Regions from separate parts of the Homo sapiens genome. Here region 2 is linked to region 1. A link is an interaction called in ENCODE POLR2A ChIA-PET data of the cell type or tissue named here. Cell type or tissue: MCF 10A. All regions are shown on one strand. Links, peaks and the distances in the headings refer to the core of each region. The heading gives the core; the rest is flanking DNA.

What was found. Peaks named below come from ENCODE experiments on the same cell type or tissue, not always from the same donor. Only the 100,000 strongest peaks of a DNase experiment are listed, where the experiment ranks them.
Region 2: POLR2A ChIA-PET joins it to region 1 with 5 read pairs; 3 of 35 experiments call an interaction of 5 or more read pairs at or near these places.

The regions. Positions count from the first base shown.
Region 1 is chr6:111,575,890-111,588,787 of GRCh38, forward strand. TRAF3IP2 (TRAF3 interacting protein 2) reads right to left here. Exons shown (of 9, transcript NM_147686.4): 3 at 4,308-4,500. It also overlaps TRAF3IP2-AS1. Among named protein-coding and RNA genes, the nearest start is that of TRAF3IP2, 24 kb to the right of the region's middle. In MCF 10A, for the core only: no CTCF peak of the experiment used is centred there; a DNase peak (open chromatin) is centred at 9,942.
Region 2 is chr6:111,360,455-111,373,352 of GRCh38, forward strand. REV3L (REV3 like, DNA directed polymerase zeta catalytic subunit) reads right to left here. Exons shown (of 32, transcript NM_001372078.1): 13 at 12,142-12,898; 14 at 6,661-7,574; 15 at 4,811-4,890; 16 at 3,399-3,524. Among named protein-coding and RNA genes, the nearest start is that of SLC60A2, 110 kb to the left of the region's middle. In MCF 10A, for the core only: no CTCF peak of the experiment used is centred there; no DNase peak of the experiment used is centred there.

The DNA of each region.
Region 1 (12,898 bases), core at 7,530-11,529:
TTTTAGAACTATGGGAAGATCCCAGTGGGCTCTCTCTCCTCTGCCTCTATTTCTTAACTGAGACAGAAGGAAGAGGGGAGCTCCATGGAGTTGTAGTCAATAAGCGTTTCAGCTGGCTGCCACATGTGAGGGCCTGTGCTCTGACTCCAAAGAGGGAAGCAGGATTTGATTTCTCTATTCAAGATTTGTTTAATTGGAAAAACAAGTCTCATGCACAGGGCAGACAAGGTCACCAACAAAACAAAGTAGTATGACAGGTGACACAGATGGTTGATGTTATAGGCATTCAGATAAAAAGACATGACTTTTAGCTCATAATAGGTAACATTTAATTATGTATCAAAAGGTAAAGAGGGCCATGTAGATTTAGAAGTATTTGTACTGTTGACATATAAATGGAAATCTGATTTTGAAGACCCTTTAAAGAAGTTGCTACCATATTAGATAGCATCTTTATTATTTTCGTTGCCAGTATTCCCACGAGCATTCTGCTGAGATGAACAATCAGATGACCTCGTGTGAGATTTGGAGGAGAGAAGGAAATGGAGAGCATGCGTCTGCCGCTTCTGTGGTTTCTGTCGGTAAGCACAGTGATGAGGTGCTGAGTTTTCCCCAGAAGGCCTCCCAGTGTCCTATTACCAGCTTCACAAGCGTCGAGGGCAGGGCATGGGCATCTATTGTTCACCAGTGGAGATCTATCTGGCACAGAACCGATCCAACCATTGCAGTGGTCACAGCGGTGTTGGCTTTCTGATTCTCAACCTTCCTGACCGCCAGAGGAGACAGCCTCTTTGGTGGCCCTGTTCTGTGGTATTGTGCTAACCGGTGGTGGGACTAAAACTGTCTCTATAATGTTTTATTTCTTAAAAAAAAATTCTGAAGCAAATGTGACAATATGTTAACATTCTTAAAATCTGGGTAGTGGGAACATGGATGTTGTTATTTGTGGTGTGTTTGAAATTGTGTCATATTATAAATTTTAAAAAAATGTTTTGACTACAAAATCTCTATGTATATGCCCAGTTTTTGTAGATTGTTGCTTACGCTTTTCATATTTTTACCCAAGGAGTAATCAGGAATTCTAAAAGTCTTATGTAACAGGATTTAAAATAAAATTACACAGAATCTCAACTGTACTATATTTTGAAAATATGAATGATTAAGATTATTTTTTATATTTTTATTAATATAGAGAAAATAATTTCTATAAAATATGCTTTCAGCTAATGGGGGATCCCATTCCATATTTTTTTCTTTTTCTTTTTTTTTTTTATTTCTCCAAGAAAAACTCATTCCAGTTCTTTTGCATTAAATTCTCTTATACCAAAAAAATTGTTTCAAAAGTTGCTTAGTTGTTATAGAAGATGATTGCTTATATGATAAAGAAATGTTAAGGCCTTGATAATATTCAAAAGCTTCTGTATAAAAACAATACCATGGAAATTAATGACAGAGTAAACTTTCTGAATTAAAGTTCTCTTTCAAACTATGAGTAAGAGGAGAATTAGCTGGCTTCTTTTTTCTTTTTTTTGAGGCAGGGTCTTGCTCTGTCACCCAGGCTCAATCACAGCTCACTGCAGCCTTGACCTCCTGGGCTCAGGTGATTTTCCCACCTTAGCCTCCTGAGTAGCTGGGACCACAGGCATGAGCCACCACACCTGGCTAATTTTTGTATTATTTTGGTAGAGATGGGATTTCGCCATGTTGCCCAAGCTGGTCACAAACTTCCTGCCTTGGCCTCCCAAAGTGCTGGGATTACAGGCATGAGCCACTATGCCCAACCTCAGTTGGATGGGTTTGTGTGTATGTGTGTGTGTGTTTTGTTTGTTTTTTAGTTTTTGAGACAGAGTCTCACTCTGTCACCCAGGCTGGAGTGCAGTGGCACAATCACGGCTCACTGCAGCCATGACCTCTTGTGCTCAGGCAGTTCTCCTGCCTCAGCCTCCTTAGTAGCTGGAACCACAGGTATGTGCCACCACACCCGGCTAATTTTTGTATTTTTTTGTAGAGATGGGTTTTCGCTATGTTGCCCAGGCTGGTCTCAAATTCCTGGGCTCAAACAATCCACCCACCTCTGCCTCCCAAAGTGCTGGGATTACAGGTGTGAGCCACCAAGCCCAGCCTAGCTCCTCTACCTGAACTTATTTTTCATTATCCTAAAGTGATAAAATAGATCAAGAAGATCAGAACAGGCTTAAATTGATGCTATAAAACCAATTACTCTGTATTATCTTTGCAACTCTTTTGTAAGTCTAAAATTGTTTGAAAATAAAAGTTTATTTTAAAAATTACTATTCTCTTTCCTATTCAACACAAAACTTATTTCATAAAGATGCTTACATTTTGTTTATTTCCCTGGAATTTTAGATATTTCTTCTGTTAGAGTGCCTATCCTGCTATAAAATCACATTTTACCTAATTCCATTGTTTAAACTCCATGTATTTATGGTTTAGAAAAATAAGGGATCTGGCCCAGCACGGTGGCTAACACCCGTAATCCCAGCACTTTGGGAGGCTGATGTGGGTGGATCACTTGAGGCCAGGAGTTTGAAACCAGCCTGGGCAACAAAGTGAGACCCCTTCTCTGCAAAAAATAAAAAAATTAGCTGGGTGTGGTAGCGGGCGTCTGTAGTTCCAGCTACTCTTGGGAGGCTGAGGTTGGAAGATGGCTTGAGTGCAGGAGGCGAAGGTTTCAGTGAGTCGAGATCTCGCCACTGCACTCCACCCTAAGTGACAGAGTCAGATCCTGTCCCAAAAGAAAGAGAGAAAAAAAGAGATCTGTCTTGAAAGAAAATATGAGGGTTTGTGGGCTTCTGAGCAAAAGAGAAAGCAGGCATGTGCCTCTTCACCATTGTTAATAAAGTGGGCTTTTTTTCTTTCCATGAAATGTTCAAACTAATTACCGCTTTCTGTATTTCTGAAAAATCCACTCTAATAGGAACTTCATATTTTACTCTATGCTGTAAAAACAGAATCTAGTTTTACAGTGGTATATAAAAGTTGCTTTTGAGCAAAAGTAAACATTTAATCTACTTTCTTCCAAATATTGTCATAAATGAGGAAGCTCCATTTACATGAGTTTTACCTATATATTTTAGATCCATAAATTAAGAGAAAAGGAAAGTCCAAAGAGAATAAGGGAAAAAAAATGATTAAAGAGGCAGGGCACAGTGGCTCATGCCTGCAATCCCAGCACTTTGGGAGGCCGAGGCGGGCAGATCACAAGGTCATGAGTTCGAGACTAGCCTGGCCTATATGGTGAAACCCCGTGTCTACTAAAAATACAAAAATTAGCTAGACGTGATGGCGCGCAGCTACCCAGGAGGCTAAGGCAGGAGAATAGCTTGAACCCAGGAGGCGGAGGTTGCAGTGAGCCAAGATCATACCACTGCACTCCAGCCTGGACGACAGAGCAAGGCTCCATCTCAAAAAAAAAAAAAAAAAAAAAAAAGATTGAAGAGTTAGACAACTGAAGTCATGAAAATACGGAGTTAAGCATAGGAGAGACCTAATAATGGTACTCAACATGTATGAATGTTTTTATTACAAAAGAAAATAATAGGCCAGGCACAGTGGCTCATGCCTGTAATACCAGCACTTTGGAAGGCCAAGGTGGGTGGATCACTTGAGCCCAGGAGTTCAAGACCAGCTGGGCAACATAGGGAGATCCCTTCACTACAAAATATACAAAAGTTAGCTGGGCATGGTGGCGCATGCTTCTAGTCCCAGCTACTTAGGAGGCTGAGGTGGGAGGATCGCTTGAACCTGTAAGGTAGAGGTTGCAGTGAGTCAAGTTTGCACCACTGCACTCCAGCCTGGGTGACAGAGCAAAACCCTGTCTCAAAAAAAGAAAAGAACAGGTAATTTTAAATTTTGATGGAAAATTAATTGAATTTAACATTTTAAAGTAAGAAATAGGCTTAAACAGGAACAGACACTAGACATATAAAGAGTTGGCTAACAGTGGAAGTCAGTCGTAGTAAAATCAAAAATCTATTTTGTGGACTAAAAATTCAGATGATCTGAAAATAAAAGAAAGGGGTGTGACTTGGAGAACATCTGAAGAGCCTTTCCTTCAAGAGAATTTCGACTAGTCACTAGTGGCTTTCTATGTCTGATAAAGAGATCCTTGTCAACCAGCTTCCGTTTCCTCCTGACCTGAAAAGTCTATATTGGGCATTCCACTATGTGACTTGCTCACTAACGTGGGTTAGCAAACCTATAGAGAATTCTGTTACATCTTCATTGCATTGGCATAATTCCTTTCCATGTTAAAAATGCCTGAAGGTTGGGCCTGTCATACTTACTGGTGCCTTGGAAGCCCCGGAAAGGAGCAGTCTCTCTGTGCGGGCCTCTCTTCGTGGTCCCAGGGGCTGGGATAATTCAGGATAACCTTCTGCACAGGGTGCAGGCCTCTCACACTGGCTCCAGGCAGGGGCTGCCCAGGCAGAGCCGGCTGGATCACTTGCTGGTAGGCTGCTCGAGGGTAGTCATGGCCATCTGTAGGTGAAGACAACAAAGACAACAGGGAACATCAACTCTAGCTCCTTCGTGTGAAAGGAGTCATAAGCTCCATGCTCATTTGTGTCTTGATCCCAGCTGAGGGGTCCAGATATCTGTTACCACCTCTGTGATGTTTGCCGTATTTCTCTACTGTTAATTACTTGAGTGTTTTCACGAAATTCACTTTTTTTTGTCCTAAATAAAAACATCTGCGAAATCACCAGTTTGGTATTCCAGCTGGAGAGCTCAAAAAACTTTTCAAAAAACTCTACACAGGCTCCTCTTTTCGTAAGATACTTAGGAAAATCCAACCATGAAGAACCTCTTTCACACCACCATTCCTACCACAATTTCCTTCATGTCCCGAACCCAAGGCTAGGAAAAATTATCTGTATGATAGATATAGAATCACTGCTCTGTATTTTCCTCCCCCAAGTGGACATACACGTGCATGTGCACACACACGTGCGCGCACACACACACCCCACTCTCCTCTTAAGAAGAGGTAAATGAATGAAAACTTGGCTCATCCTCCTGGGAACTAGCCAACCAACTGGCAATACCCTCCAACTCCCTTGGTCCTCTCCTGCTACAGCCTACGTGCACTTGGAGCCAGGGCTGCTTGAAGAGGGCTGGGCTCAGAGCAAAGCCAGAGCTGGCAGTGACTTATGTGAATGTGCAACCTGGGAGAAAGTGGGTCCCAGCCAGGACCAGGAGCAGGAGGGTCCCCAGGGAAGGGCAGCCTGCTGCTGCCAGAGTTAAGCATAGGAGAGACCTAATGCTTAATCACGCAAAAGAATAGAACTAAAAGCCCAGAGGAGAGATGCAGGGAACCAAGTAAGGGTGAGAGGGAAGGGCTCTGAGGGAATGGCCCAGGCCCAAAGGGGGTAAGGTGTTGGGAAATACGAGAGATGCAAGAGGACTGAAGTGAGCCACATGGTAGCCCTGCAAGATGAGCAATGAGCACCTCCTAGTGATCCAAGCACTGCCCCTCCTACCCACATAAGCAGTAAGACGATCCAGGAGGAGGCGTAACTAGTTAGGACAAGAAGGAAGGTGTTTTGTTTTGTTTTTTAAAAATCCTCATTGATCTTAAAATTATTTTGATTCTTTTAAGATCAACCCTCATTGATCTTAAAATTATTTTGCTGATTATAAATGTAATAATCAAGTTTGCCTGCCATGTAGATAGGATACATATATGGATGTACAGCAAAATAAAACTGGCAAGTAAACAAAAAAGTGACTGATAGGTTGAAACCAAAATGAGAAGCTGAGAATGTGGATAAAAATTGATTCTTAAGGCCAGGCGTGGTGGCTCACACCTGTAATCCCAGCACTTTGGGTGGCCGAGGCAGACAGATCACCTGAGTTCAGGAGTTCGAGACCAGCCTGGCCAACATGGTAAAACCCCATCTCTACTACAAATACAAAAATTAGCTGGGTGTGATGGCGCGCACCTGTAACCCCAGCTACTCAGGAAGCTGAGGCAGGAGAAACCCTTGAACTTGGGAGGCAGAGGCTGCAGTGAGCTGAGATTGTGCCATTGAACTCCAGCCTGGGCAACAGGGCAAGACTCCGTCTCAAAAACAAAAAAAAGAACTGTATTCTTAGCTTGGCAAAGCAGTCAGGAGCCATCTACGTTTTCAAAGGAACATTCAGGGGAATGATGGCCTCAAGTACAGAACAAGAGATAAATAATGTGCACGTTCACTAGTGTGGCCTCCTCCAGGTTCCCAGTGCCTAGACTCAGGAAACTGTTTGGGTGACCTGGCGATGTGCCCAAGCTAGTCTCTCAAGTGTGGTCAGATTCCCTGGACTCAATCTATTATTGTCTCCTTTGACCCATGTCACCACCTGGGTCCTTCCAGTCATGCTTCTTCTGGCAAAAGTGACCATGCCCCTCCATCCCAGACTGTCTCCTGGCAGGACCCCATGACCCTTGCCCTGATATTGCTTAGGCCTGGTCATGACAAGTAGTAGGGGTTTAAAGAGGGGGAGGAGGAGAAACAGATCTGCCTAGATCTATCCCTGCACCTGGATGACAAAGGAGACTGGGACTTGAAGGGACTGTTCTCAGAATGGAAGACAGGCCCACAGAGACTCCTATGGTCTAGGACAAGGTCTACTGCACAGGCTTCACCTTGGCAGCCTTCTCAGGGCAGGGCGGATATATTCCAGGGGGTCCAGATCACCAGTTGCAGTTTCAGGGCAACAGAGCAAGTCACTACTGCTCCTTTCCCTCAGTTTAAAAAATAGCAAAAAATGCCACTGCTATCAGGTCCCCAGGTAGGGGCCAGCCCTGCTTTTCAATGAGCCTTGCATGAGCAGACCCTTTACAAACCCAGCTGTAGCTAGAACCGTCTTGGTGGACTGCACTTACAATCCACCCTGCTAGATCAGGTTCCCGCCCCTGTAGATCTTGCCTCCCACTACACTCTCACTGGCCCACTAAGCTCTGGCTTCATTTTGAATATCCCAAACTTGTCCTCTCCTTTGGGATCCTGAGTTTGCCACCCTCTTTGTCCAGAATGTTTTTGCCCTAGATTTTCACAGACTGACTTCTTGCCATTCAGAGCTCAGCCCAAATATCACCTGTCCAAAGAGTCCTGCCTCTTCACCCAGTTACTTTATCCCATTCCCTATTTTGCTTTCTTCGTAGTTCCTATCATGGGTTTGCATAAGTAAGCATGACTTTTACCTGTCAACTTCTTGCCTGCCTTCCCTACTAGAATATAAGCTCTGTGAAAGCATGGACTGTGTCCTCTTACCACCATGTCTCCAAGGATAGTACTGGCACCCAGGGGATGCTCAATAGATGAATGAATGAAGGCTCAATAGTTACAAAGCCAACTTACAGAAAAAGAGAAGCCATTTAGGACTGCACAATCTATTAATACTTTCTAGGGCACAGGTCTCCTAGACCAGGGGCTCCCAACTCCCAGGCCACAGGCTGGTATCAGTCCATTGCCTGTTAGGAACCAGGCCACACAGTAGGAGGTAAACAGTGGGTGAGTAAGTGAAGCTCTGTCTGTATTTACAACCACTCCCCATCACTTGCATTACCGCCTGAGCTCTGCCTCCTGTCAGATCAGCAGCAGATTCTCACAGGAGTGCAAACCCTATTGTGAACTGCGCACATGAGGGATCTAGGCTGCACGCTCCTTATGAGAATCCAAGGCCTGATGATCTGTCACTGTCTTCCATCACCCCCAGATCTAGCTGCAGGAAAACAAGCTCAGGGCTCCCACTGATTCTACATTATAATGAGTTGTATAATTATTTCATTATATATTACAATGTAACAATAATAGAAATAAAGTGCACAATAAATGTAATGCACTTGAATCATCCCCAAACCATCCCCATCCCCAGTCCATGGAAAAATTGTCTTCCATGAAACTGGTCCCTAGTGCCAAAAAAGTTGGGGACCACTGCCCTAGACTGTCTTAATTCTCTTCTGCTGTCCATTTGTTTTGGGGGTTTTTTGGTTTAATCGGTGTCTCCCTCCAGAAGTAGGAAGGAGAAACACAAGGTAAAAGAGGAGAAACTTTGCCAGTGGCCTTAAAAGCCTTTATGAGGAAAAAGCTGAAAGTATCTTGAGAAGTTTTTAATGTTTGAAGCCATTTTTCTTCCTATATCCATTAATGAATGGCTAATATTGTTTTATTTGCTTTAAAAGGACTACCAAGCTCTAATCATAGGGTTTATTTCTTTTCCAGAAAGCGGATGTTGGTGCTGTTAATCAAAAGCCTTTGAATCAAGGTCATATGATTTCTAACAGATTATTTCCCTCACAACATGTCTTTGTCTCACAGCAACAAATCATATCATTAAAATCACCAAGGCATGTGGGCTAAGTGTTTGATTAGCTGTAACTTTCATTTCAGAAACGGCCACCTGTGGTAAAAAGTTATGCCAGTTTATGTGAGCAGATGAAAATGATACACCTCATCAATTTTTAAAATTAGGGTACTGACAATATAGTCCTCCATGCTGTCCTTTTATTGTTGAAAACAAAGGAAAACTGAGTATCAGTGGATCAGTAAGAAATGAGTGTTCCCTTTTGTAAGTGGAATCTGACCAGCTTTGTCTGGAATTTGACTGGTTGTATGGAAAAGGTTCCTAAATAGGCTGGACACGCCTGTAATCCTAGCACTTTGGGAGGCCTAGGTGGGTGGATCTCTTGAGCCCAGGAGTTTAAGACCAGCCTGAGCAACAAGGTGAAATCCCATCTCTACAAAAAAATACCAAAAAAAAAAAAGAAACAAGAAAAGTTGCTAAATAAAAACTATGTTTATCAAGTAAATGACCATCATTTCACTGCTAAAGTTTTAATCATTTTTTTCCAATTACTATGACGAAGGCTTGCCAATTTACTTGGGTACTATACATGTAAAATAATGGCTAACATTTATTGATCACTTGCTACATGTCAAGTACTGTTCTAAGTTCCATATTGAGAATTATAGAGTTCAATTTTCCATTTTCATAAAGAAGTTTAACTCAGAATAAAAATCCAGATTCCTCACCATGGCCCATCCAGCCTTCATCTTCTAGCACACCATTCTCTCCTTGCTCACTCTGCTAGGCCCCACTGACTTGCTTTTGGTATCTTAATGACATCAAGCTCCTTGCTTCCTTAGCTCCTTGCTTCCTTGACCTTCTCATCCTTTAGGTTTCAGCTCAGATGTCTACTTAAAGAGATTCTCTGGTCAACCTGTCTATTAATGTCTGTTCCAACAACCAGTTACTTCCCTTATAGCACTTATAATTTGTCATTCTGTTTCTGACTTCTACTTCTTATCCATCTCTCCAGTAGACTGTGAATTCCATGAAAACAAGGACGGTGTATAACTATTTGCTGAATAAATTGATAAGTGGATGGACAGGTTCTGTTTCCAAATTTCATTGACTCCCTTCTTTGCTTCCCTCCCAGGCCAAAAAAAAAAAAATGGCTTTTCCAAGGCTTCACATTACAAAGACTCTACTCATGATTAAGGCTCACTCCTTTCCCCAGGAAGTAGAGAACAGATTTCTTTTTATTCATTCAACAAATATTTATTGAACCTCGATGGCCAGGCACTTGGTGAACAAAGATAAATAGGATACAGTTCCCTTGGGATTAGCTCAAAATAAATGGAGAGAGAAAGAGAAAATCTATGTGTCTGTGGGTGTCTGTTTTTAAACACAAACCCACACTAGTTAGTGTGTGAGAAGGGGAGACATATGAGTCGACAGCCACCTACTTGAGAATCCCTGTTCAGAAATAGCTTCCCTGCGGACTTGTCCCCAATGCCTACAGTTCCATCAAGAGAGTTAATTCTGTAGGAGAGGGAAGGTGGATGATGTGATAGACAAATGATTTGCTAGCATGGTAACTCCTCAGTTCAGAGGCAGTGTTAATCACAAAGCAAAAATGAAAATCTTGCACAATCACAAATGGGCGCCCAGGACTGTATGTTATTTGTCAATCCTGTGATCTTCTTGGCCTGAGTACACACGATCTTCATGTTACTGAGCTTTTACCATTTGGAATATGTAAACCAAATCCTAAATGAGGTTTTCCATTTATCAGTCACAACATGCAACATTTTTCTTCCTTATTAAGAATTAAAAGAGTTTATGAGAGAGAAATAAAATCTGATTTTCAAGTTGTCAAAAAAAATCGTGATATAATGCAATCAGTTTAGCCAGGAAACAAAATGGCCAATATAAACTGTTGCAGGAACTCCCACAGCTGTAAGCAGCTGTCGTTCCTGAAAGGCAACTCCTTCTTTATCATTTCTTCCATCTGGTTTATTTTTTGTGCATGCATTCTAGCATACAAATAATCCCTCCCCTTTTTTTTTTTTGGTCCACAGGTACAATTGTACACATGTACCTGTAATTTTATTCTATTCAGTCTCCTTGGTAGAGAAAGCAATAATTTTATAATAAAATGAGGGCTCTCTAGACTTAATTCTCTCTCTTTTCCCAATATATTTGCATCATGAGTTTCATTTGATTGCACAGCCATGAACTCCATGCTGGCGACCTTCAGTGGAAGGATTCGGAGGCAGCAGGAGGCCGACTTCTCCAGGGGGTGGGGTGAGGAGAAAACGTAGACTTATTCCCTTTCTTATTTCCACCTACTTTGAAAACTTTTTTTTTTTACATGAAAGGGGCGACCAATAACCATTTTTGCTTTAACTTGCAAAAAGCTTAGATATGCCATTTGCATGGTGATCATTATTTATTTATATATTCATTAATGGGTAAGGAAGTAATGCTCTTCTAAAGCTGAGTAGAGCCACGTAGCCATGGTTTCCAACTGCACAAGCATCCCTTAGGTGAACAGCTCTTTTGAAGTGGTTTTGTTAGCAATTAAGTGCAGTTATAGCCCTGACATGAAACTAAGCATTTGTACACCTGCCATGAATGCTTAAAATCTGTGCCAGTGAGTGGGATCTGGAAGTAGAGGAGCACCCTGCAGAACTGGGCTACAGGATGCTTTTAAATAATAACAATAATAACTAAAAGCTGTTAGTATTGAGGGCTTACCACCAGCCAGCCACTTTCCTAGTGCCTTTAATACATTATCTCATTTAATCCTCACAGCAACCTTCGTGGGACTCATTGCTGCTGGAGGCCTCATAAATATTCTAGGGCTACAATGCCCTGCAAAAAACCCATCAGCACTGGCAACCCTGACCCTCTTCTCTGTGGTTAGATGGGAGCCAGGGCCAAGGGACATGCAAGGTGAATTGGGGCGAGCTTGCCTTCTATATGTGCTGTTTCCCTTTGTTCTTTTCAGTTTTTACTCATTTCTTAATTATAGAAGTAATACCTGTTTGCTATTTTTATTTTTATGTTTTCTATGTGTTTTTGTTTTTGTTTTTAAGACTGAGTCTCATTCTGTTGACCAGGCTGGAGTGCAGTGGCGCGATCTCAGCTCACTGCAACCTCCACCTTCCGGGTTCAAGTGATTCTCATGCCTCAGCCTCCCCGAGTAGCTGGGATTACAGGTGCCCACCACCATGGCTGGCTAATTTTTGTATTTTTAGTAGACAACATTTCACCATATTGGCCAGGCTGGTCTTGAACTCCTGACCTCAAGTGATCTGCCCTCCTCTGCCTCCCAAGGTGTTGGGATTACAGGTGTGAGCCACTGCACCCGGCCGTTTGCTATTTTTAAAAATCAACAAAAGTATATGAAATTAGAAGGAAAATATACCTGTCTCCTCTTAATTCCCTGCTCCCCTCCCCACCAAGATCACCACTAGATCCTTCTAGACTTAATATGTATATATAAACCTATATAGTTTTTAAAAAATAAACATGGATGGGATCATCACTGCAGCTCTTGCCTTTCAACTTAATCTTTTTGATGTCAGAATGTGTATTCAGTGCAACATGGGCCTAGTAGTCCATAGTATACATAAATCACAAATGACTTATCTGGCCCCTTATTGATAGGCATTGTAATTGTTTTTGTTTTTACTCTAATGCAACAATGCTTTAATAAACATTCTTGTTCTTGTATTTGTATATGCTTGTTTAATGTTTCTATAGGACAGATTCCTATAAGTGAAACTGCTGGGCCAAAGAGGAAGCACATATAAAACTGTGATAGTGAAATTGCCTTCTGGGAGATTGCACCAATTTACACTCCTATCAAGAGTGATTGGGAATATTCATTTCTCTCTAACTCCACTAACACTGGATGTTGTCCAAAGTTTTTATTTTTGCACAACTAATCAAGGAAAAGGTATCTTTAAGAATTTTGCACTTCTTAAATCTAATGATATTGAGCTTGGTTTAATTTTCATATTGGCTATTTGTGTATCTTCTGTGAATTATTCCCCTCTCCTATCCCCATTCTCTCCCCTCTGCCTTTCAACACCTCTTTTCGCCCCAAGGATCCTAGATGTCTCTCCCCAACCCCCTAACAGAAGGAAATAATACAGAGAGCAAGGGGATGGTGAAATGATGAAAGAAAGCAGGTCCTGGGGCAATAGGGACAAAAAGTGTTCCCAGTCAGGAGTGTTTGCCTTTTAAAGGAGCCTGCCCCAATGGGACAACGCTCACCTCCAAAGACTGGATTGCCAATGGCGCTGTTTCAGCTCCAACAACAGGAAAAGTATTTTCCGTGGGAAGTATTTTCCAGAAGGTCCTGGGACCTTCATTATAACATTGAGTCAGTGCTTTTTTTGTCTATCACAATGAGGCTTTCCCTTGTTAGTAGTCAGAGTCAGCTGCTTGGGACTGTATCACAAAGCCTTAAGTATTCACAGTTCTTCGCATTAATCTAAGGAGTTAATCGGAAGTGCAGTTAAAAACATATGTATGCAATGCTTGCCATAGCATTGCTTATTGGATCAGAAAACTGGAAACTATTTTAAATGTCCAACAA
Region 2 (12,898 bases), core at 4,194-8,193, 220 kb before region 1:
AATTTGTTAAATAATCTTTTTTTTTTTTTTTTTTTTTTAGACACAGGGTCTCTCTCTGTTGCCCAGGCTGGAATGCCATGGTGTGATCATAGTTCACTGCAGCCCTGAACTCCTGGGCTCAAGTGATCCACTCACTTCAGCTTTCCTACTAGCTGGGACTATAGGTACATATCACCATGGCCAGCTAATTTATAAAAACTTCTGTAGAGATGGGGCCTCACTATGTTGCTCAGGCTGGTCTCGAACTCCTGGCCTCAAGCAATCCTCCTGCCTCAACCTCCCGAAGTGCTAGGATTACAGGTGTGAGCCACCTTGCCTGGCCACTAAGTACTTTTTAAAATATAAAGAACATCAATTATGCATGTATAAGGCATAATAATAAAACAAATACAAATCTACCACTTTCCTCAGAAACATATACTGCTGTTTCTACTTTAAAATATTAGTATTAAAAAAAAAATCAAACCACATGAAATGGAGAGCTAAGGGAAAAAACTTTTACTTTTAAATGCATACTCTTCAGAACTTAATTTTAACAATAAGCATGCATTAATTTAGTAAATAAAAAATTTTTAAATGGAAAACTCCTCCCACAAACCCAAATAAAACAAAACAACCAGTTTCATTAGAAAGGGATGAACATATGAGGCCGGGCACGGTGGCTTATGCCTGTAATCCCAGCACTTTGGGAGGCTGAGGCAGGTGGATCACCTGAGGTCAGGAGTTTGAGACCAGTCTGGCAAATGTAGCGAAACCCCGTCTCTACTAAAAATACAAAAATTAGCCGGGTGTGGTGACGCATGCCTGTAATCCCAGCTACTAGGGAGGCTGAGGCAGGAGAACTGCTTGAACCTGGGAGGTGGAGGTTGCAGTGAGCTGAGATTGTGCCATTGCATTCCAGCCTGGGTGACAGAGTGAGACTATGTCTCAAACAAAACAAAAAAAAACAAAAAACACACACACACAAAAAAAAAAACAAAAAAAAAAAAGAAAGGGATGAACATATGAAAAGACATGAAGACTCTGAAAACAATTTTAGGTTAAAAGGGTCTTAGAGGTTGATTTTTGTTTACTAGATCAAATTTTCACACTCAAAATTTGCATTTCTATTCCTTAATAACAAAATGCATTACTGTGCTTAGGGGGTATTTTTTTAAAGCAAACTATATAAAGACATGGCTTGAGAGATTTAGTGAGTGTGACTAGGCAAGAGGCAGGTGAGAAGGGGGACAAAGATTACAACCCTTGTCTTCTGCACTGAGTACTGATGTGCAGAAGAAAGAGAGATTATCCTAGGGTAATGGAAACAGAGGGAGAAAATGCCACAAGCATAATTTCCTAGAGAAAGGAAGAGAACAGTATTTTTTCTTTGGTTTATTCCCTGTTTCAACCACCGGGCGGCAGTTTGGAATGTGCCTTGAGATGAGGAAAGCCGGTTATCGGGAGGAAGAAGCTGTCAGAGCAACCAGTGAGACCTCCAGAGTGATTTTAACTTCCAGAGGGCCCATGGTTCTGAAACAGGGTTACCTAGGAAAATGTAGAAAAGCGTACTTTTCAAATAAGAGAATAATCAAATGTAACATGTCTTTTTGCTATGGTCTATCAAATTTGCTTTAATACATATTTTTAAAAAAGTTTTTAAAAATTTGCTAATTTCAAGTTTGCATTTGATGGTATGTATTACTGAATTTATCACTTAATTTATCTAGGCTTCAGGGGCTAGTATAGACCTAGGTATAAAACAGAAACTGAATGAATGCTGCTGAATGAGAAAAATGTGCAAATGAATAAATGAGGGAGAGACTATGTTCCAATCTAATTCTAAAAAAACATAATTCTCAGTTCAAATGTGAAGAACAAAGGAGGACAATATTAAAATTTTTCCCTCAGTTTATGTTAATCTAATCTCTAGAACAGTTTACAACAGAATTGACTTGAGAAAAAAAACCACACTTAAAAATTGAATTATAACTTAAAGGTGGTTACTAATCCTCTGCTTTAAAAGCAAAGACATAAAGTGACTGTATAAAACTAGCATTGTCCAATAGAAATATAATGAAAGTCACATGTAACTTAAAGTTTTCTAGTAGTCACATTTAAAAAAATAAAAATAGGTTAATTTAAAAACACTTTGATCTGATCCAATATATTTAAAATATTATCCTTTCAACATGTAATCAATATTAAAATTACTAACAAAATATTTTAAATTATTCTTTCCATGAAGTCTTTGAAATGAGTATGTACTTTATCCTTCTAGTATATCTCACTGTGCACGCTAAATTTTCTACAGAAATACTTGATCTGTAATTTCATACAACTTAAGAGTAAAAAATAGTATTACATACCTAAGTCGTTCCAAACATACTTTGAGTCAACTATGTTTTAAAATCTAAATTAAAATTAAATAAAGTTTAAAATTCAGTTCTTCAGTTGTATAAGCCAAATTTTAAGTTCTCAATATCCATGCTGCTAGCGGCTACCATACGACAGCACAGGTGTAAACAATGAAAACATACTCCAATTTCTATCTTACTGCCAGTCAGATATGTGCTTTGAGTTTGTTTTCTGCATACAAATAAATTTACAGTGACCCATTCACATATTCTTTCCAATGCATACTGTAGCTGATGTATATTTTTGCAAAGTCCTAGTCTTTGGCAGGCAGCCTGTGCTGTGAAGATAGCTGGATTAAGTAGAGAGTATATGAGTGAATGAATTTATCCTCTTTTGTAGCAAGCTCTAATCCACTCAGCCAATCAAACAGAAAATACAAGTAAATATCACATTTCAGATGTGACATAACATCTTAATATAATAATCCCCAAAATACAGACTTACTTCTTTTTTTTGTTTTTCCCCAAAGAGACAGAGTCTTGCTCTGTCTGTAGCCCAGGCTGGAGTGTAGTGGCGCAATCACAGCTCACTGCACCCTCGAACTCCCAGGATCAAGTGATCCTCCCACCTCAGCCTCCCAAGTAGCTGAGACTATAGGTGCGCGCCACCATGCTCATCTAATTTTATTTTTATTTTTTGGTAGAGACAGGGTCTTCCTATGTAGCCCAGGATAGTCTTAAACTCCTCGACTCAAGGGATCATCCCACCTCCACCTCCCAAAAATCTTTTCTTATTTTAATGTCCATAAGCTGAATTTCAGTTATGAGATTTGTGAAAGATATGAAATCACAAAGCAGTCTCAGCAACTTAAATGCTTTAAGTTTATGTATTGTACATAAACATGTAAATATACAAAATAGTAAAATGAGAACAAGATGAAGATTAATAGGATAGAATTCAATATACTCCTCCCTTGTTAAAAAAATTCCATACTTGTTTTATAGAATAAAACAGGAGTTAAACTGAACACAATGTATGTGTCCTTACTGTTGCAGTTTTACCTCATGTAAAGCTTTTGCCTCCTGTAAGTTTTGTATGCTGACTTTGAAACCGTAAGTATTGTTTAAAGATGGTCCATCAATCTGAGAAGTTTCTTTCTGTGGGGTATTTACTGCTGCAAATTGATTCTATAAAAAAAAACACACACACACACAGCCAGAAAAAGATACATGAGCAATCATTTTTCTTTTGATTACTTATTCTCAGATAATATGCTTTATGTGTTTAGTAATAAATGGTAAACTAATATCATCTCTAAGTTCAAGAACAAACTGTATTTTATTAATGTTATTTTCATGCTAACAAAGATATCAGAACTGGATACATGTAGAAATATAAGCAAACCATATGTTATCTCTCAGTTCAGAAGCCCTCAATACTGAAAATAACAGTTTTGTAGGGAGTTGACATTTATACCACATGGACATTTATCTTGACCTTTCTTGGAAGTAAGAAAGACAAGCAAGCAATCAATATATTTCCAACTACTTTGGCTAAAGTTTGTAAAAGATTTGAAATACTGATTTGTATTTTACTCTAATATAACATGTGTCTGAAAGATGAATTAAATAAAACAATGTAATCTTCAAAGATTCAGAAAAAAATGGAATCTTTCCATTTCTTACAAAATTATTTTTTCTGATTTCTAAATCTATTAACTGTTTTCCCCAAAGTGTTATGTTCACAACACACTGATATAGTATTTTTTAATATATATAGCTTGTAATTCAACAGTATTTTATAAATGAAAGTTTAAAAAGTTTGATAATCTCAGAAATATTAAAATATATTTTATGTAGTTAATGACATTTATAAGAAGTGGCCAATATATAAGTGATTTCTAGCATATATTTCCAAGGATGTATGTCTAATGTATACTTCTTTCACATAACCATATAATTCTAAGTTTTGTCATATTTTTAGTATTTGAATAAAGACATTTGTGACTTTCCAGAGTTTCAGTAGTAAATAATGTTGCTTTCTTTTACTACTTAGTAAAATAAATTTTAAAAAATCAATAAGGTTATATTTTAGAAAAAAGTAATAAACCAAGAAAAAGGATATATTTTTGGTGGGATCAAAAATCACTTACTTGAGCTCTGCTGTCATTGGATTGTTCTGATTTTGCCAGTAATCAGTTAATGTATTTGTATCCTCATAATCCACATTTTGGCTATCATATTCACTTTCTCTGTAATATTTGTATTTACATATAAGAATCTTTTAGATCCCAACATCAAAAAAAAAACTAAAAAAAGGCAAATTTTTGTTGTCTCAAAGATATGCAAATAATGATGCAAAAATTTAAGTAACCAAAATTTTTTAATTGAGACAAAGTTAACAATTATCTAACTGAAATCTAGGAAAAAGACTGGCTCTTCCACTGATCTTTAAAAATGTTTAGTATAGTTACCTTTGCTTGTGTTAACAGTACTCTTCTAAGAGTGTCAGTATTACTTCCTTTCTTATTACTCAACTTCTGTGTTTTTGGTTCTGTAGAAAGAAATTTAATATTTAACATGTATATCAAAATTACCTGCTTCTGGTTTTTAAAAAACCTTTTGTTGTTCCAAACACTTAAGTACCACTTGTGGGTGCTGTCCTATGAATTCCCCCCAGAATTTCATAATTTAAAAATGAAATTCAAACCTCTGATCCCAACCAAAATAACATTTTGACATTTTGTATTTTAAATGTTTATGTTTTAATTACTGAATTTTATACCTCAGTCATTAACCTAGAGAACTGTTTAATTCATTTATTCACTTATTTATCAAGTATCTATGATGAGGAAGAAAAGACATAATCTCTGCCCTTGTGGGGTCTAGAGAGAGAATCAGACATTCATCAAACATACTAGAAAAATAAAATTATAACTGCACTAATACAACAAAGGGGAATATAATTGGGAATTTTTATGTAGTCAAGGAGATTAGGGAAGGTTTCCTGGAGGTAAAATCTGAAGAGAGTAGTAACTAACTAAGAACAGAGTGGGGATTTTTCCCTGATTACTGTGCAAAAGAATTGGAAGTTACTAAGAGTAGATAAAATGGCTGGTGCAGGAGCCCAGGCAAGAGATGATGACAGTTTGGCCTAAGGTTGTGGTGGAAGAAGTACAATAAAGTAGATAGATCTGGGTTACTTGGGAGATAAACAAGTGATAAGGCTTGGTTAGGGACTAGAAACTACAAGGTGGGTAATGAGGGAATGAGGTGAGTGTTAAAAATAAATTCTATGTTTCTGACTTGTGTAACTAAGAAATGATGGCACTATTCATTGAAATAAGGAAAACTGAAAGAAGGCCAGATGGGTTTTTATGTGGAGGCATGTATATATAAGTGTGTTGGGGAAGTGGTGGTGAATGTATGCGGTGAGATCATGAATTGGTTTTTAAAATACTAATCTTGAGGTGCCATTTAGCATTCAAGTGGAAATGTCAGATAGGTAGTTGGATATAGTGTTCTGGAGCTTAAAAGAGAGATCTGAACTGGGAATATAAATTTGCGAGTTATCTGTAGTAATCCTGTAGACAGGAATTAGATCATTTAGAGAAAGATATAAAGAAGGCTTAAGACCAAGCCTTAATAAACTCCAACATTTAGATAACAACTGAGAATAATGAGAAAATCAAGTGGGAAAAAAACAGAGAAGTAGGAGGAAAGCCAAGTGGAGAAGCTCCAAGAAGGAAGGTAAGGTCAACAAGAAAATGGCTGCTTAGAGGACATATGATAAGACTCAGGAACATCTATTGGTTTTAGCTATAAGTTTACTGGGAATCTTTACAAGAGCTATAATGTAGAATGACAGGGGCAGAATTCAGTTTAGAGTGGGCTGAGAAATGAGTAGGAGGTAAATAACTGGAGTTGTCAAATTAGATAAATCTTTTAAGAAATTTGGCTTTGAAGGGGAGGAGAAAGAGTAGAAGCTGGCTGGAGACGTGAGGTCAAGGCAGGTTTTTTGTTTCTGTTTTAAAATGTGGGAGACCTGGGTATGTATAAAAGCCAACAGGAAAGTCAAGTTGAGAAGATAAGCCTTTTGAGAGGGCTCCTGCATTTCACCCACAAGACAGGATGGAAGCAAATATAAGTAGATTTCACAGCAGAAAGACAGTTGCCATGTGACGACTTTCTAAGACATGACGAAAAATATTTGCTGAGCTATACCTTCATTTAAAAAGCTCTGATTTTCATTACAGTCTAATGTTATCTTCATTTCTATTTCTGAAGAACAATTATGGAGACTTCCTGTTATTTGTACACTTACCTGTTGATAATGGGCTAAGGCCAGGTGCTTCAGGAAGCCTTTCCAGAAGTTTTCTCTGTATGATTGGTGTACTATGAAAGCAAAGTGATTCACATTTCCCAGTTCTTGCCCTAGTATTAATTGGAGATATCACTAGAGGCTCTTGAGGCTCACTGCAGGGGCTTTTTTGTATACCATCTTTTATTGGCTTTAAGAAGTTCTCAAAAGCCAATGAAGGCAGCTCCTCTACTGGTGATGAGGGTCTATCATCTCCATTTAATGCTTTGGAATCTGGGGATATTGGTTGTTGCCAAGGGGGAATTACTGGAGAATCAGGGGAGCTATAACTAATGTAATAGTTATCATCATCATCTTCATCTTTTTCGGGATCACTTGCAGAGGCAACTGGTGGCAGCATCTGACTTTCACTTGCAGTTTGACTACATCCCGTGGTTGGTGCTTGTAAAGCAATCTGAGAATTATCAACATCCTCCTTGGTATGTGCTGTAGTGGGGAGTATACATGGACTTACATCCATTTTTGGAGGCACTACAGGTTTGTCATCTGGGTTAACTGAAGAGCTAAAGTTCTCAGCAGATTTTACAACTCCAGTTGGCTTGGTTTTAGGCAGTTTCTTGGAACGTTCGTATTCTTCTTTGGCTTGAAGCCACACTTGAACCAGTTGTCGACTTGGGGCACATTTGCAAGGCATAATCACAATTTTTTTATCTTCAACCATCTTAGGGCTATTACTTGACCCTTTATTGACAACTCCTTGGCCACTGCGAAGGGGTGACCCTGGCCTTGGATTCTGAGTCATTGCTGAGAATGCTGTTTTCCAAAGACGAAGTCCTTCCAAGGAAAAGTCTCCCTCAAACTCAGCCAGATCATTTGCAAGTCGAGTTTCTACCATGAGGAGCCGTCCACCAATCTCCCTATAATAACATATTTTAGAACAACTGTTTTGTTTCAAAGAGCAATTACCAAAATATTTAACTCCATATCCTAGATAAAGTCCCTTTTGGAGTCTCAAAAATGTCCATGTCTATCTTCCCTGCCCCCTCTATATTGTGCAGGTACATTCTATCTTTAGTCTCAATATGCTTTTCCTCACAGGTATATGACTACTACTTAATTTCCTTTGGAAGGTACCATTAATCTTAGGGAGAGAAGGTATTTTTTGTTTTATTTTAATGCCCCATGAAGCCTTCTGTCCTTCAAGGAGATGACACAAACTTTTCAGATTCCTTTCCTCTCCTAATCTTAAAATAAATTTTCCATTATTACCACATATGAATAAAAACAATGAATTTATCATTCAAATACTATGTCCCTGGATATTATTCATAGCTTCTTCCTATATTCTCCAGTATCTGTAGTTTAACAAAGCCAGTCAATTCAAATGAATCTTCGTACTCTCAAATTCCCTTAAACATTAAAAAAAATACCAACTGAGGTAAATTACTCTAATTCTTTCTTCCCATTCCATGGCAGGGATTAACACTGACATAACTTAGGAGCTGGCAGAGCCCACAGGATGCATGGCTTAAATGTTACCAATGCATGAATATGTGGGAAATCACTAATGAAAACAGTCTGGTTTCATTTCCAATAGTTATAAATATTAAGTGAAACCTCTGTCTTTCTCCAATCCCTTGATACTATTTCTGCTTACTACAGCAACATAAAATAATTCTACTTCTTCATGTTAACTTTATTATGGATATAAAGTTAATTCATAGTTTTTTCAATCACTTCTCTTAGGGCATGATTCCCCAAATGTCCCCATCACTCTCTATGTAAAATCCACTAACTGGATCATGTTTTCAGATTTGAAGCTGAAAGAAGAGCATTAGGGCTACTCTGTCTCCTTTATATGAAAAGACTTAAGCCCCTACTAGTTAACTCCATAACCAGCATCCAGCACTGTCCCTGCATCCACTCTTGGCAATGTGAAAAAACAGAAACAGAATTAATGCTGTTGAAGGAAATGAATACACATACCAAGTGACCATACCCAACTCTAATACTAAGGATAGAGAAGTCATAATGAGGTCAAGAATAAAAAATGGTGAGGTGTCGGGAGGCTGAGGCAGGAGAATGGCGTGAACCAGGGAGGCGGACCTTGCAGTGAGCCGAAATCACGCCACTGCACTCCAACCTGGGTGACAGAGCCAGACTCTGTCTCAAAAAAAAAAAAAAAAAAAAAAAATGGTGAGGTGTGGTGAATTCAGTTTTCTTACATATTGTCAGCAGCATGGTAATTGCTATAACCCACTGGGAAAAAAAATCTCCTAATATGTATCAAGAGCCTTAAATTTTTCAGTAATCCTACTTCTAGGGCTATAAGGAAAAACTCCAAAATACAAGAAATGCTTTAAGAAGAAAATGCTAATATCTTCTTAACATACATAATAATATACATAATATCTATAGTGGCAAAATTGCAAACAACCTTTCTGTCCAATAATATATACATGATGCAACATATGCAGCGATTAAAATATTCAAGAAACTCATTTGGAAAATGTTTACAATATAATGTTAAGTGAAAAATTTGGATATAATACTGTGACTATAGTAAGATCACACTTCACAAAACAAAACAAACTAAAAACTATACTTTTTAAAAAAGAAAACAGAATACACATCAAAATATTATGGTGGCTGTTACTACATGGAAAAATGATGTAATTTTTATTTTTTCTTCTTTCATACTTCCTAAATTTTCTATATTGAATATACAGTTTCATTTTTTTTTTTTGAGACAGTCTTGCTGTGTCACCAGGCTGGAGTGCAGTGGTGCGATCTCAGCTCACTGCAACCTCTGACTCCCTGGTTCAAGTGATTCTCCTGCCTCAGCCTCCCGAGTAGGATTACAGACTCATGCCACCATGCCCAGCTAATTTTTGTATTTTTAGTAGAGATGGGGTTTCACCATGTTGGCCAGGATGGTCTCGATCTCCTGACCTTGTGATCTGCCCACCTTGGCCTCCCAAAGTGCTGGGATTACAGGCGTGAGCCACCGTGCCCGGCCTACAGTTTCATATTTCAAAAATATTTTTCAAAAATGATTATTTTTTATTTTAGCTGCAGGACAAGTGTCAAAGTTGGACAATAACAACAACACAAAGGTAATGACTAGCACATAAAGTTTGGTAACTAAAAGTAAATATACCATAATCACTACTAATAACACCAAAGTCCCCAAAATGATGGAAACTAACGTCTAAAGAACAGATTTCATATGCTCCAGCAGTGAAATAAAGAGTTCCATGTGGGTACTAAACAAAACTGTGTGTTGAAAAGGGGCTGGGAGGTGGACATTTCTACCTTTCACTTCAAGTCATTACAGGAGAGAACTTTTATTCTGCATTTCTGATAACCTTTTCTCACCCCTTTATTAAAAAAATAAATTTTATTGTGTATATTTAAGGTATAAAATATGATATTAGTATATAGTAAAATGGTTCTTACAGTGAAACAAATTAACATATCCATCATTTCACATTCTCAACCCTTTCTTAAATGGATTCCTATAGGAATTATTGTGAATCTGCTGGGTAAAAGCCTGGCATTCACTGTCGTGTTTTTTTAATTTAAACTTTTTTAAAAAGATATTTTAACAGCTTTAGGTTGACAGCAAAATTGAAAGGAAGGTACAGAAGTTTCCCATATATCCCTTGTGCCCCCACACATACATGGCCTCCCTCATTATCACCATCCCCTACCAGAGTGGTACATGTGTTACAATCGATGAACCTATGTTGACACATCATAATTGTCCAAAGTCCACAGATTACATTTGGGTTTGTTCTTGGTGTGGTACTTTCTATGGCTTTGAACAAATGTGTAATATTCATATTGTATCTTTCTTTTTTTTTTTTCCCACTGGAGTCAGGAACATGGTACTGCCACAGGTCAGTGCATACATGCAGTGTGTCCTCTGCTGCTTTTCCTATCTCTTTCCAAGATTTAGACTAAGGCAGGGCCTGCCTTAGCAGTTCCAGCCATCCTCTTCTGCTTCTGAATGGATGGCTGAAATGAACTGCCTGCTCTGCAACTGGTTAAGTATATGAGATCATGGACACAAGGGCAGGAACAAGAGCCATCATTTAAACTTTCTGGATTAAGCCACATTACCCAATTTAGCTTTCATCAGTTATGTCCTAACTTGGTGATGAAAGTGGTATACACCATAACTACTTAACTACTGATAAATAAACCAGTACTCTGATTTCTATTTTGCTATTTGCTGTGTGTGTGCGTGCGCTCACATGTTTGTCTATCAATTCCCTGAAGAGATTTTTTTTTTGAGATAAAGTCTCATTCTATTGCCCAAGCTGGAATGCAGCGGCGTGAACACAGCTCACTGCAGCCTTGACATCCTGGGCTCAAGTGATTCTCCTTCCTTAGCCTCCTGAGTAGCTGGGACCACAGGTGCATGCCACCATGCCCAGCTATCTTTTTTTTTTTTTTTTTCTGAGATGGAGTTTCACTCTTTATTGCCCAGGCAACAAAGTGCAGTGGCGTGATCTCAGCTCACTACAACCTCCACCTCCTGGGTTCAAGTGATTCTCCTGTCTCAGCCTCCTAGGCAGCTGGGATTACAGGCACCTGCCACCATGTCCAGCTAATTTTTGTATTTTTAGTAGAGACAGGGTTTCACCATGTTGGCCAGGCTGGTCTTGAACTCCTGACCTCAGGTGATCTGCCCCCCTCGGCCTCCCAAAGTGCTGGGATTACAGGCGTGAGCCACTGTGCCCGGCCTAATTTTTTGTAGAGAGAGAGTCTCACTATTTTGCCTGGGCTGGTCGCAAACTCCTGGGCTCAAGCGATCCTCCCACCTCGGCCTCCCAAAGTGCTGGGATTACAGGTGCACACCACCATACCCAGCCACCTGAAAAAATTCTTAAAAGAAAGGAGAATGGAAACCAAAGTCCATTTGCTAATAACTGCATAAACTATAATAACAATAACAATATAATACAAGATATTGAAACCACATGAAAAGTGGTTTATAATAGAAACAACTTACAATAATCTTCACTTAGAGATATATCAGAGGAATACTTAAAACACATACATGCTCATTTTCAAAACACTTGAAAATGAAGTTCTTTTAAAATGGTATAAAAGTTTAACATTTAAAAATTAAATACCATTTAAACAATGATCATTGTAATCCTTTTAAAGTATCATGACATCTTTACAGTGAGCACCTCTAATCTTTAATGAAGACATAGTGTTAAATAATGGTAGATCCAAGTCAACTTAAATAAATTTCTCTAGGTGTAACCATCCAGTTAGTTTTTGAATTTTCTTAGTAAGTCTGTAATTAGAAATACTTTCCACAATGATATACTTACAAATACGGTATCACAGAAAACTAGCAGTCAGGTAACCAAATGTTGCATACATTCTTTTTTTTTCAATCCCCATAGCATAATTTTATATATCATAATAATTCAGAGTGACCCAAGGGAAAAAATAACTGATTACCTGGGCTTTTCTGGTACATCAGAAGGATTACTGCAAAATGGTTCCTGGTAAATAGTCTCAGACAGGTCATGATCCAACAAAGTTGCCATAATTTCTTCCCTACTTGGGGGGGACATAAGTGGTTTCAGAATGTTAGCAGTTCGAGGGGTGAAGCTGCCATTTTTAGATTGTGAAGGAGAGCTAGTAGATCTTGGTGAACTATCAGGAGTTGGTGTCAACATATCATTGTTTCTTGAAACATACAGTTCTAAATCTTCACAGGCCACGTCTACAAGTTCACCATCAGGGGAGGAGAGTATTGCAGTAAAAGAGGTATTGGCTGAGTCAAGAGACTGTCCCATTTCTTTTCTGGTGTGACCTTGAATCCAGTCTGAATTGTTTGGCTGTGGGAGGCTAAGAAACACTTCTTTGCTTACTGAACTCCTATTCAATCTAGATTTTTCACTTAGACAGTCTTCTGCCTGCTGAACACAGAAAGAATCCATTATTGAGTTAGACCGAGTTGTTAGAGGATGAAAGCTATTTTTCCACTGGTTGTGGCGACGATTCTCATTGCTATCTATGGTTGACTTCTCAAAAATTTCAGGACTTAAAGTACCAGATCTAATCCATGAGGCTGAGTCTGTGGTATGATGCTTGTCTTCATCACATTTCTGGTTGTCATGACTTAAAAACTCATTTTTTTCTATAGCTTGTCCTGGAAAAAGATCCTGAACAGCATCACTTAGGAACTTCTGAGGCAAATTCTGATCAGCTG